Regions from separate parts of the Homo sapiens genome. Here regions 1, 3 and 4 are each linked to region 2. Evidence: chromatin loops called from intact Hi-C (ENCODE). Cell type or tissue: heart right ventricle. All regions are shown on one strand. Region 1 overlaps CFDP1 (craniofacial development protein 1). Region 2 overlaps BCAR1 (BCAR1 scaffold protein, Cas family member). Region 3 overlaps CFDP1 (craniofacial development protein 1). Region 4 overlaps CFDP1 (craniofacial development protein 1).

Region 1 (2,500 bases), 87 kb before region 2:
AGAGATGTGTTGTTTCTTCTGGATGCTTATATATAATCTTAAATTTATGGTTTAAAGCAGGGGTGTCCAAGGGAGAGAATACAGTCATGAGTTCTTAGTTTCTGTTTCTGGTTGGGCCCATAAAGCCCCTTCCTCACCCCTCTTTTCCGCTTATCACTAGAGGCAGAAACTGAAAAACATGGCTTCAGGCTGGTAAAAGCCCAAAACAAAACAAAACAATAACAGAATAAGGCAGGTTGGACAAGCTTGGTTTAAAGTATTACCTGAGAGATAGGTAAATCTGTTGAGGCAGAAAGTAGATTAGTAGTTGCCAAGAGCTGGTGAGGGGAATGAAGAGTAACTGCTACTGGATATAAGGGGCTTTTTGGCAGGAGTGGCAATTTTCTAAAATGAGATTGTGGTAATGGATATACTAAAAACCACTGAGTTGTACCATTTTAAATAGGTGAAATCTTTAGAATGTGGATTACATCTCAGTAAAGCTATTATAAAAAGTATTAGCCAGGCTGGGCACTGTGGCTCACGCCTGTAATTCCAGCACTTTGGAATGCCGAGGTAGGAGGATCCCTTGAGCCCAGGAGTTCAGGATCAGGCTGAACAACATAGTGAGATCTTGTCTTGTAAAAATAATAATAATAATTTATTAAAATATTAAAGTATTAGCTGTTAGCTGAGCAAGGCATGATGGCGTGTGCCTGTGACTCCCAGCTACTCAGGAAGCTGAGGCAGGAGGTTCACTTGAGCCCAGGAGTTCAAAACCAGCAAGATCCCATCTCTTAAAAAAAAAATACTAGCTGAGAATAAGAAATAGTAAGTCATCAGATTTTCCAGCATTCTTCCAGAGTACAAGTACATTTAGTAGCTTATATTTGGGTTCTTGTTTCTCTTCATTCTTAGAGGGAAACTATTCCTTGGTGTGACTCAGGTCATGTTTTTGGATTTTGTTCTTTTATTTGCATGAGTCCCCCTCATTTCAGTTGTTTAATTCACATGAGACCATCAATGTCCCATATTCTGAGCCCCTTTCCTTCATCTGAACAGTGAGAACAATGAACACACTCATGCAATCCTTGCAGAGTCACCAGCTGAGCCTCACGGTGACTGGAAGGCCATAGCAAAGCCACTCGTCCCCCAGGAGAGGGTGTCAATCACACACTCTCACAGTCTGGGGTGAGGAGCCCTGGGTCAGAGGCCTTGCTCTCACAGCAGGGAGATCGTGATGCCAAGTTTCCCAAAGCAAATGGCTAATACACAGGGAAAAATCAAAGAATGGAAGGGTCTGCCCTACTTTAGTTGATTGCACTTGATTTTTTTCTTTTTTTTTTAACTAGTTTTCCTTCAAACAATCTGTTGGCAGAGCAGCCAACTTTGTTTCAGCAGACCTTCTTCGTTTGCCAGCCAGTTAACGCTAAAGCATCTTTTTCAAACTTTTTGGCCTTCAGTCATAGTTACACGTTTTACATTATGACCCAGTGTGAGTCATGGTCACATAAAAGCGCATGCTCCGAGGGGGTCTCAGAATGCAAAGAAACTGGACTTGTTTAAGGGTTCATACATCTCCTAGCAGTAGGGATGGGATGAACCTTGGAGGACAAACTACATTTCTGAATGAAAAGGCTGTTTTAGCAACCCCTGGCTAGCAGATTAAGGAAAGAAACTCTACTTACCGTTTTCTCTTGCTCTAGAGATGGAGGATGGGAATTCTTTTTGATGGTCAGTGATACCGTGGGTAAAAATCTTCCATTTGTTAAAGAGAAACAATGTTGTGGTTTACAGATGGCTCAGCTGTGGTTAGCCTCTATGAAAACCATTTCCTGCATGCAGTAAAAAGAAAGTTTTCTGCTTTCAGTATCAAACTACGTGGAAACGAATATTTCTTTGTTGAAATCCATTGTATTGCCTTAGCAAAGTGACACTTAGGGCTCATGCTTAAGTAACCCCATTCTTGTGATCACCCTTGTATAGATGATTGCTTCCTAAGGGCTCTTTAAATCCTGGGTTGTGAGGGGTGGCACCACAGGGGGAACGCTGATGATGCCATATCCCAGCTTTGTGAGGAGAAGTGGAAGCTGCCTCTGGAGGAAGAGGGGCAGGTTGGGATCTGAGCCTCATTAAGTTTTCCCATTGATATTAGTAGAATTGTGGCCTCTAGGAGGCCAGAGCTGCTACCCTGGCAACTGAGTGAGCAAACGATGTTGCGGATGCCACTGAGAAAGTAGATTTGGGAGTCAGGACCCTAGCAGGAGCGCTAAGTGCTGAAAAATGACCTTCACCACTTCAGTCTCGTGTAATGCAACGACCATAAAGCACGTTCCCCCCCAACCCCAGATGTAACTTTGAGGTGTCAAGGATCACAGCTGTGTCCAATGTCTATCTCCTCCTCATTTGGAATTTTGCATGCTTATTTAGTAGCAGTTAGAAGTTTGGGGCTGGGCGTGGTGGCTCACACCTGTAATCCCAGCACTTTGGGAGGCCGAGGTAGGTGGATTATAAGGTCAAG
Region 2 (2,500 bases):
ACCTCCCAGGACTCGCCAGATGGGCAGTACGAGAACAGCGAGGGGGGCTGGATGGAGGACTATGACTACGTCCACCTACAGGTGGGTGCCGCCTGCCCAGCCCCGGCTCCTCTTCTGCCACGCTGGGCTCCTGTGCTTAGGGGGAGATTTGTTCTCAGCTGGGGCCTGGTCCCTGGCAAGGCCCTGCACCCTCCTCTCACTTTGACCTCCCTCACCCCACATTGGCCCCATGTGCTAGGGTGGCCATGTCATCGAGCCCTTCGTTGAGTCCCTCGGGCTGGTATCTCTGGTGACCAGCAGCGGTGACTCTGCTGTTCTGTGTGGGGAGACAGATCTGCAGAAATGTGCACACACACAAGGATGCTCTGAGCGTGGGGGAGCAGCAGGAGGTGGTGGGAGGTGGCTGGGACTGCTCCTCCCAGGCTGGCCCCTGGAGCAGAGGCCTGGGTGCTAGCCGGGTGGGAGTCCTGGTAAGGAACATTCCAGGCTGAGCTGGGCCAGAGAGGCATCCAGGGGCAGGGACCAGGTGGCCAGGCCTTTAGGCCAAGGGGGAGGGATTGGGTGTGATTCCTGGTGTTGGAGCCTGGGAAGGCAGGGTGGAGCTTGCGGACTTTCTGCGGGTACCCCACCCTCTGCCCAGTCTCTTCCTGAGCTGGCAGGCGGTGAAAGGGGCTGCCAGGGTTGCTTCCTAGGAAGCCACCTTCTCTGTGTGTCCCCGCATGTGCCAGCCTGGGGGGGCTGTGTCCCACATATGCCAGCCTGGGGGAGTGTGTGTGTGTGTGTGTGTGTGTGTGTGTGTGTGTGTCTGTCTGCCTGCCCCTGCACGTGCCAGTCTGTGTGTGTGTTCACGTGTGCTTGTGTGTGTGTGTGTGTCCACGTGTGCTAGTGTGTGTGTGCGTCCACGTGTGCGTGTGTGTGCGCGCACACGCAGCACCACCTGGTGGCCACTCAGCTCACTGCGCCCGCCACAGGGCTGGCCTGTGCTTCTGGCTCAGAAAACTGGCCTCAGCGCAGCCCCTGTCTCTGCCCTCCAGGGGAAGGAGGAGTTTGAGAAGACCCAGAAGGAGCTGCTGGAAAAGGGCAGCATCACGCGGCAGGGCAAGAGCCAGCTGGAGTTGCAGCAGGTGAGGCCCCGGAGCAGAGCAAGGCCCAGCTTTGCCCGCTGACCCCCTGAGCCCCCAGCTCTTGCCCTGCAGGGCCGACCCCGGGTCCCCAGCTTCTCATGTTGTCTGACAGTGCTCAGAGCTGGGCCCGGCCTGCCACCCCCCTGCCTCCTGACCATCTTCATCTTTTCACTTGGTTTATTTTAAAGTTTTCAAGAGTAATTGTTGGAGACATTTAGGGAATTAGAGAGTGGGGTGAGAGCAGAAAATAGACCCCTCACAGCTGCCATAGGCTCAGCACGGGGCTGGCTCTGCCCTGCTCCTTCCTCCAAGCTGCTCCCTGCATGGCCGGGATGGTGTCCTGTGGGCATTCGACTCTTCTGTCCCAGCATCTGCCATGGCGTTAAGCATTCTTGTGGATTCTTTCAAAGACCACTTAGCGTCTATTGAATGTTTGTATTGTACCCACACTTCCTTAGTATTTTTTTTTTTTTGACACAGAATCTTGTTCTGTCACACAGGCTAGAGTACAGTGATGCGATCTCAACTCACTGCAGCCTCAACCTTCTGGGCTCAAGCGATTCTCCTGCCTCAGCCTCCCCAGTAGTTGGGATTACAGGCGCCTGCCACCACACCTGGCTGATTTTTATATTTTTTATAGAGACAAAGGTTTCACCACATTGCCCAGGCTGGTCTCAAACACCTGGGCTCAAACGATCCACCTGCCTTGGCCTCCCAAAGTGCTGGGATTATAGTGTGAGCCACCACATCTGGCCCCTTATTATAAATATACTGCTGTGTTTATATGCAGACATGTTAATAGAATTTTCCTCATATTTTGAATCAGTTCTTCAGGGTAGGAAAGAGGTATGTAAAAAAACACTAAGGGAGCTTTATTCTGATTATGAAGATAATTTTAAAAGTGAAAATACAGGATAGCACGAAGTGAACATAAAAATATCACCCGTCAAATCTCCCTCGCCTACCTTCTGGGCACCAAGGAGGTGGCAGAGGCAGGGGCCTGAGACCCACGACACACAGCAGTGAGGCTGCAGCCGCCTCATGAGAGCTCGGTGAGAATCACTGAAAAGTGGAAGATGCCTGGGAAGTACCTGGCACATGGAGACACTCAGGAGAGGCTAGACATTGACATCTCAGAACGGTGGCAGGGTGGCAGGGGGTGGGGGCTGAGAAATTACCTAATGGGTACATTGTACCCACATAACAAAACTGCACCTGCACCCCTGTTAAATCTACTAAAGAAAACACCCAAGAAAAGAATAAATGTCACACCTGTAATCCTAACACTTTAGGAGGCTGAGGCAGGAGGATCACTTGAGGCCAAGGGTTTGAGACCAGCCAGGCCACGTAGTGAGACCCAAGTCTGTATACATTAA
Region 3 (2,500 bases), 170 kb before region 2:
CTGTATTCCCAGCACTTTGGGAGGCCGAGGCAGGCGGATCATGGGGTCAGGAGATCGAGACCATCCTGGCTAACACGGTGAAACCCGTTCTCTACTAAAAATACAAAAAATTAGCTGGGTGCAGTGGCGGGTGCCTGTAGGAGGCTGAGGCAGGACAATGGCGTGAACCCGGGAGGCGGAGCTTGCAGTGAGCCGAGATCGTGCCACTGCACTCCAGCCTGGGCAACAGAGCAAGACTCCGTCTCAAAAAAAAAAAAAGAAAAATGACAGTACCTTCCAGAATTCTTCATTGTAAGGCAACCTTTTCCTTGGTAATTAGTTGTTTTCGGGTTCCATAAATAATAATAATAATTACTATTATTATTTTGAGACACGGTCTTACTCTGTTGCCCAGGCTGGAGTGCAGTGGTGCGATCTCAGCTCACTGCAACCTCCGCCTCCTGGGTTCAAGCGATTCTCCTGCCTTAGCCTCCCGAGTAGCTGGGATTACAGGCACCTGCCACTGCACCCGGCCAAGTTTTTTATTTTTAGTAAAGACAGGGTTTCATCATGTTGGCCAGGCTGGTCTCCAACTCCTGACCTCAAATGATACGCCCACTTCGGCCTCCCAAAGTGCTGGGATTACAGGTGTGAGCCACCATGCCTGGCCCCATAAATAATTATTGATGATATGAATTAGTAATATATTTTACTGCCTGAAATTATTCTGGAAGCTGTTGAGTTGTACATCCAGTAGGGGACCAGCAGAACGCTGACAGTATAAACTTTTAATAGTTTGAAAGTCCTATAAAAATAATATAGAAAGTATGTTAATGTACCGTTAGGAATATAGGTTTAAAAGTTTTTTGAAGTCTTTTTTGGCTTGAATTATTTTCTATGTGTTATGCAGACTAAGAAAGATTTATTTATAACTTCACTAGTGGCCCTCACATAGAGTGTACAAAAAGCTGGTAAATAACTGTTGCTGTAAGAAGTCATTAGGCCAGGCGCAGTGGCACATGCCTGTAATCCCGGCACTTTGGGAGGCTGAGGCAGGAGGACTGCTTGAGTACTGGAGTTGAAGACCAGCCTGGGCAACATGGAGAAACTCCATTTCTACAAAAAATATAAAAATTAGCCAGTCATTGTGGTGTGTGTCTGTAGTCCCAGCTACTCAGGAGGCTGAAGTAGGAGTGTCCCTTGAGACCAGGAGGCAGAGGTTGCTGTGTGCTGAGATCGTGCCACTGAACTCCAGCCTGGGTGACAGAGTGAGACCCTGTCTCAAAAAAAGTCATAAATTTTCGGTCAAATTAAGTGTTGTGGACTTGTTAGTAAATACTATTATAGTTGTGTGCTGCAAATTTCCTATTTCATTTTTGAAAACAAGTGGATGGTAATTTTAAATGTCCTTGATGGGTATTCAGGGCGTCTGCTGTTTTCTCAATTTGTCAGAAGAGGGCAGCACCATGTCTATAAAAAACAAAACAAAGAAATGAGTATGGAAGCCCTTTTTTCATATGAATTACATACTGTCACATACATTTTATATTTCAAAATGATACATGCTTATTACTTTAAAAATCATGTTACAGAGATATATAATATATATAACATGAAAAGTGAAAGTTCTGTAACTCCCTTCCCCTAAAGAAAACAAAAACCCTGTTAATAGTGGGCATGTTGACAGGATTTTTTTAAACTTAATTTATTTATACTTAAATTTAGGCATTATAAGGAATTCTCATAAGGGGACTTACGAGATCTGAATTTTCATTGATAACAGATACAAATTTGTTGTATGGATTTGAGCATATCTTTTAATTTCTTCATGTCATTATTCTCCTTTTTCTCTCTGTATCAAGTTAAGAGCATTACTACATCTTCAAGAAATGTGAGAAGAGCTGGTGATGACAGGAAGGAATTTGTAGGTCTAAGTGTAAGGTAGTGTTAGCACAAAGTTAGTCTTCAGTTTTCTAACTGTATTTTAATGTTAAATTTTGGGCTTTGATCATTTCATTTTGTTTTTGTCCCTACTTGAAAAATGTTTAGCTTATTAACCTAGGGGAATGGGGGAATATAGTATTTTGTATTCTGCCCTATCACATAACCAGCTGAGCCAGTTAGCTCAGACTTTCCTAAATGATTCACCTTTTGGAAAAAGCCAGTCATGGAAAGTTTCTGCCCAATTAAAGACTTTCAGGAAGTTCTGAGCAAGTGAAAATAAAGTTAAAATGGAATTTCTGTTGAGAACACTTGAATTAACTATTACTAATAATAGGCCTTTTCCTGTCAGAGTTCCCTCTTGTGCGTTAGAGGTGGTCTATAATTTAACTGTTCTCCTGCTTGAAGATATTTTGATACTTGAATCCCTTATTGCTTGTTAAAAGTGGAGTTGTTCTAGGCATACTGTCAATGAAGAGTAATCTGTAATATTACTTGGTGTCAATTACTAAAGTTCCTGAGATAAATATACCAGTGTTTCCTAGTGAATATAGATAGGACTTTGGCACTAAGAAATTTT
Region 4 (2,500 bases), 150 kb before region 2:
GAGAGAAGGTTTCTCTTTTTTTTTGAGACGGAGTCTCACTCTGTTGCCCAGGCTGGAGTGCAGTGTCGGGATCTCGGCTCACTGCAGCCTTCGCCTCCCAGGTTCAAGTGATGCTCCTGCCTCAGCCTCCCAAGTAGCTGGAATTACAGGAGCCTGCCACCACGCCCGGCTAATTTTTGTATTTTTAGTAGAGACAGGGTTTCACCATGTTGACCAGGCTGGTCTCAAACTCCTGACCTCAAGCAATCCACCTGCCTGGGCCTCCCAAAGTGCTGGGATTACAGGCGTGAGCCACTGTGCCCGGCCAAAAAGTTTTCAAAGCAAAAACTTTTTTCATTTGTGGTCACCAGGATGATGTAACCTCTGTCAGTTCGGATTGAATACCTACAACAAATACTCTGAACCTAGGAATTATCTATAGTGATTTTCAAGGTTGCCTGGAGTTAAATAAATTCTAGTGTTCTTAGAAAATTCTATGAAGAGATGAACTTTATTTACACATAGCAGCCTTTTTCCTTTGCTCTTAGCCTCAAATTATAGTGCCAACAAGTTTCAAACATGTATGATTTTAAGAGCCAGATGTCTATCAGGATCACAAACTTTTTTTTTTTAATTTTACTTTAAGTTCCGGGATACATGTGCAGAACATGCAGGTTTGTTACATAGGAATCCATGTGCCATGGTGGTTTGCTAGGATCACAGACTTTTAAAACTTTATTTTGCCGTATTCCTATACCCTTGGTTGTGCCAAATTGTCCTGGTGTGAAAAATGAGTCAAGTTAAATGCTTTAGGTGCTTCTTGGATGTGTAGGGAAGAATGGAATAGGTATGTGAAGTTATGGTAGTCATACAGTTTACTTAGTATGATAATATAAATTGATTTGGGAGCAAGGAAACGAAGACCTTCATTTAAGAAGATGATTATGATACTCTAGGAATGAAGTGAATATATTTTGGTTAACTTTAAAACAGTAATTTATTATTGCTTCATAGGTCTTTAACTTCTTTTACTGTACACTAGAGGGCAGAATTCCACCTGAAAAGATAGCTCGTCTTTGGCAAGATCCCAGAAAGCATTAAGCAGCATTCTTAAGATTGGGTAAAAGAGTCTTGTACATTTTTCTTTGCCTTATTAGATTCGTCTCTTGGTATGATATTTCTATGTACTATGCAGTTTCTACTTTTTTCTTTTATTAGAATTTTTTTTTTCAACTCTACTATTGTGCTTAGAAAGAGAAATGATTTTTCTTCTTTCATTTTTTTCCTTGGGATACAAAAACTTTGTTGTTGCTGTTGTTGTTGTTGTTTTAAATTACAAATAAGAAAGTAAAAATGACCTGTAGTCCCACCACTTAAATTTTTTTCGGAGAGAAGGCAGTGAAAGTTCCTTTCTGCCTTTCCAATTGTTAATTGTCATCCCTAGAAGCTGATAGCTGTTAACTGATGATCAGTTTTGTGCAGATCCTTCCCTGTGCTATGATAATATATTGTATTCATATATATTAATATTAGTCACAAGATTCTCCATTCATACTTACGTCAGTTACTACCTTGGCCTGGAATAATATCTTTGAATCAAGAATGTGAATGAAATTGCCTTTAATAGATTCAAAATATTCCAAGTATTCATGGGAAAATCTTTTAAAAATTATTTTCCTTATTCAATTTCTAATCTATTTACTCTGTACCTGCAATACCTATCAAGGTTTATTTAAAAATAAATTAAGAATAAGTTAAAATCAATGATCAGGGAAAACAATATATACATATATATTGTATACATATATATGTATTGCATTCGTAGATACTTAAAACAAAAGTGGACTTACCCTGTCTGTACTGGTCTGCAATATATATATATATATATATATATATATATATATATATATATATATAGTTTTAGTTTCTTCTTGCAACTTGTATTTTTACTTAACAGTCTATCTTGGGCATCTCTCCAGGTTCAATATAAACATCTGTATTTTTTTTATGCCTGCCTGGTATTCCATTTTGTGACTTCCATAATTTGAGTGCACCTTCTCTTATTGATGAACATTTACAGTTTTCCAAATTTTACAGTTATTAATAATCTGTGATAATCCTTACACATATGTTTTTTATGTTCTCATACTGTTATTTCTGAAGGACAGAATTTTAGAAGTGGGATTGCTGGGTCATTGGGTATGTGCATCTTAAATTCTAATAGCTGCTGCTAAATAGGCAGAAGCAATTTGAAGTCATGCCAGTATTATGTGAGAAGACCAGTTTCCATACATTTACCAATATGTATTTATCTGCATTTCTCCACGATCATTGTAGTAACTGTATCTTTATAACCTGCTGGTTTGTGTGGTGGTTTAAAATTTTTCCTCTTTTCTTTCTCTTTTTTTTGAGATGGAGTCTCACTCTGTCGCCCAGGCTAGAGTGCAGTGGTGCTATCTCGCTCGGCTCACTGCAACCTCCACCTCCTGGGTTCAAGGAATTCTCCTGCCTTAGCCTCCCA

The links. A loop is a pair of places that touch in the nucleus more often than their neighbours do. Peaks named below come from ENCODE experiments on the same cell type or tissue, not always from the same donor. Only the 100,000 strongest peaks of a DNase experiment are listed, where the experiment ranks them.
Region 1: a loop joins it to region 2, with 2.0 times the contacts of the local background. A loop is called at or near these places in 10 of 110 quality-filtered maps.
Region 3: a loop joins it to region 2, with 3 times the contacts of the local background. A loop is called at or near these places in 38 of 110 quality-filtered maps.
Region 4: it touches region 2 in a loop (8-fold over the local background); 104 of 110 quality-filtered maps call a loop at or near these places.

The regions. Positions count from the first base shown.
Region 1 is chr16:75,319,269-75,321,768 of GRCh38, reverse strand. The region is part of intron 5 of CFDP1 (craniofacial development protein 1); the gene reads left to right. Among named protein-coding and RNA genes, the nearest start is that of BCAR1, 69 kb to the right of the region's middle. RefSeq lists an enhancer at 1,967-2,136. In heart right ventricle, a CTCF peak has its summit at 1,132; no DNase peak of the experiment used is centred here; H3K27ac peaks cover 1,554 bases.
Region 2 is chr16:75,232,470-75,234,969 of GRCh38, reverse strand. BCAR1 (BCAR1 scaffold protein, Cas family member) reads left to right here. Exons shown (of 7, transcript NM_014567.5): 5 at 1-81; 6 at 1,035-1,124. Among named protein-coding and RNA genes, the nearest start is that of CTRB1, 15 kb to the right of the region's middle. RefSeq lists a silencer at 842-901 and an enhancer at 1,061-1,686. In heart right ventricle, a CTCF peak has its summit at 969 (motif pointing left); a DNase peak (open chromatin) is centred at 929; H3K27ac peaks cover 1,521 bases.
Region 3 is chr16:75,401,999-75,404,498 of GRCh38, reverse strand. All of the region lies in intron 4 of CFDP1 (craniofacial development protein 1), which reads left to right. Among named protein-coding and RNA genes, the nearest start is that of CFDP1, 30 kb to the left of the region's middle. In heart right ventricle, a CTCF peak has its summit at 1,420 (motif pointing right); no DNase peak of the experiment used is centred here; H3K27ac peaks cover 1,673 bases.
Region 4 is chr16:75,384,249-75,386,748 of GRCh38, reverse strand. The region is part of intron 5 of CFDP1 (craniofacial development protein 1); the gene reads left to right. Among named protein-coding and RNA genes, the nearest start is that of CFDP1, 48 kb to the left of the region's middle. In heart right ventricle, a CTCF peak has its summit at 1,015 (motif pointing right); no DNase peak of the experiment used is centred here.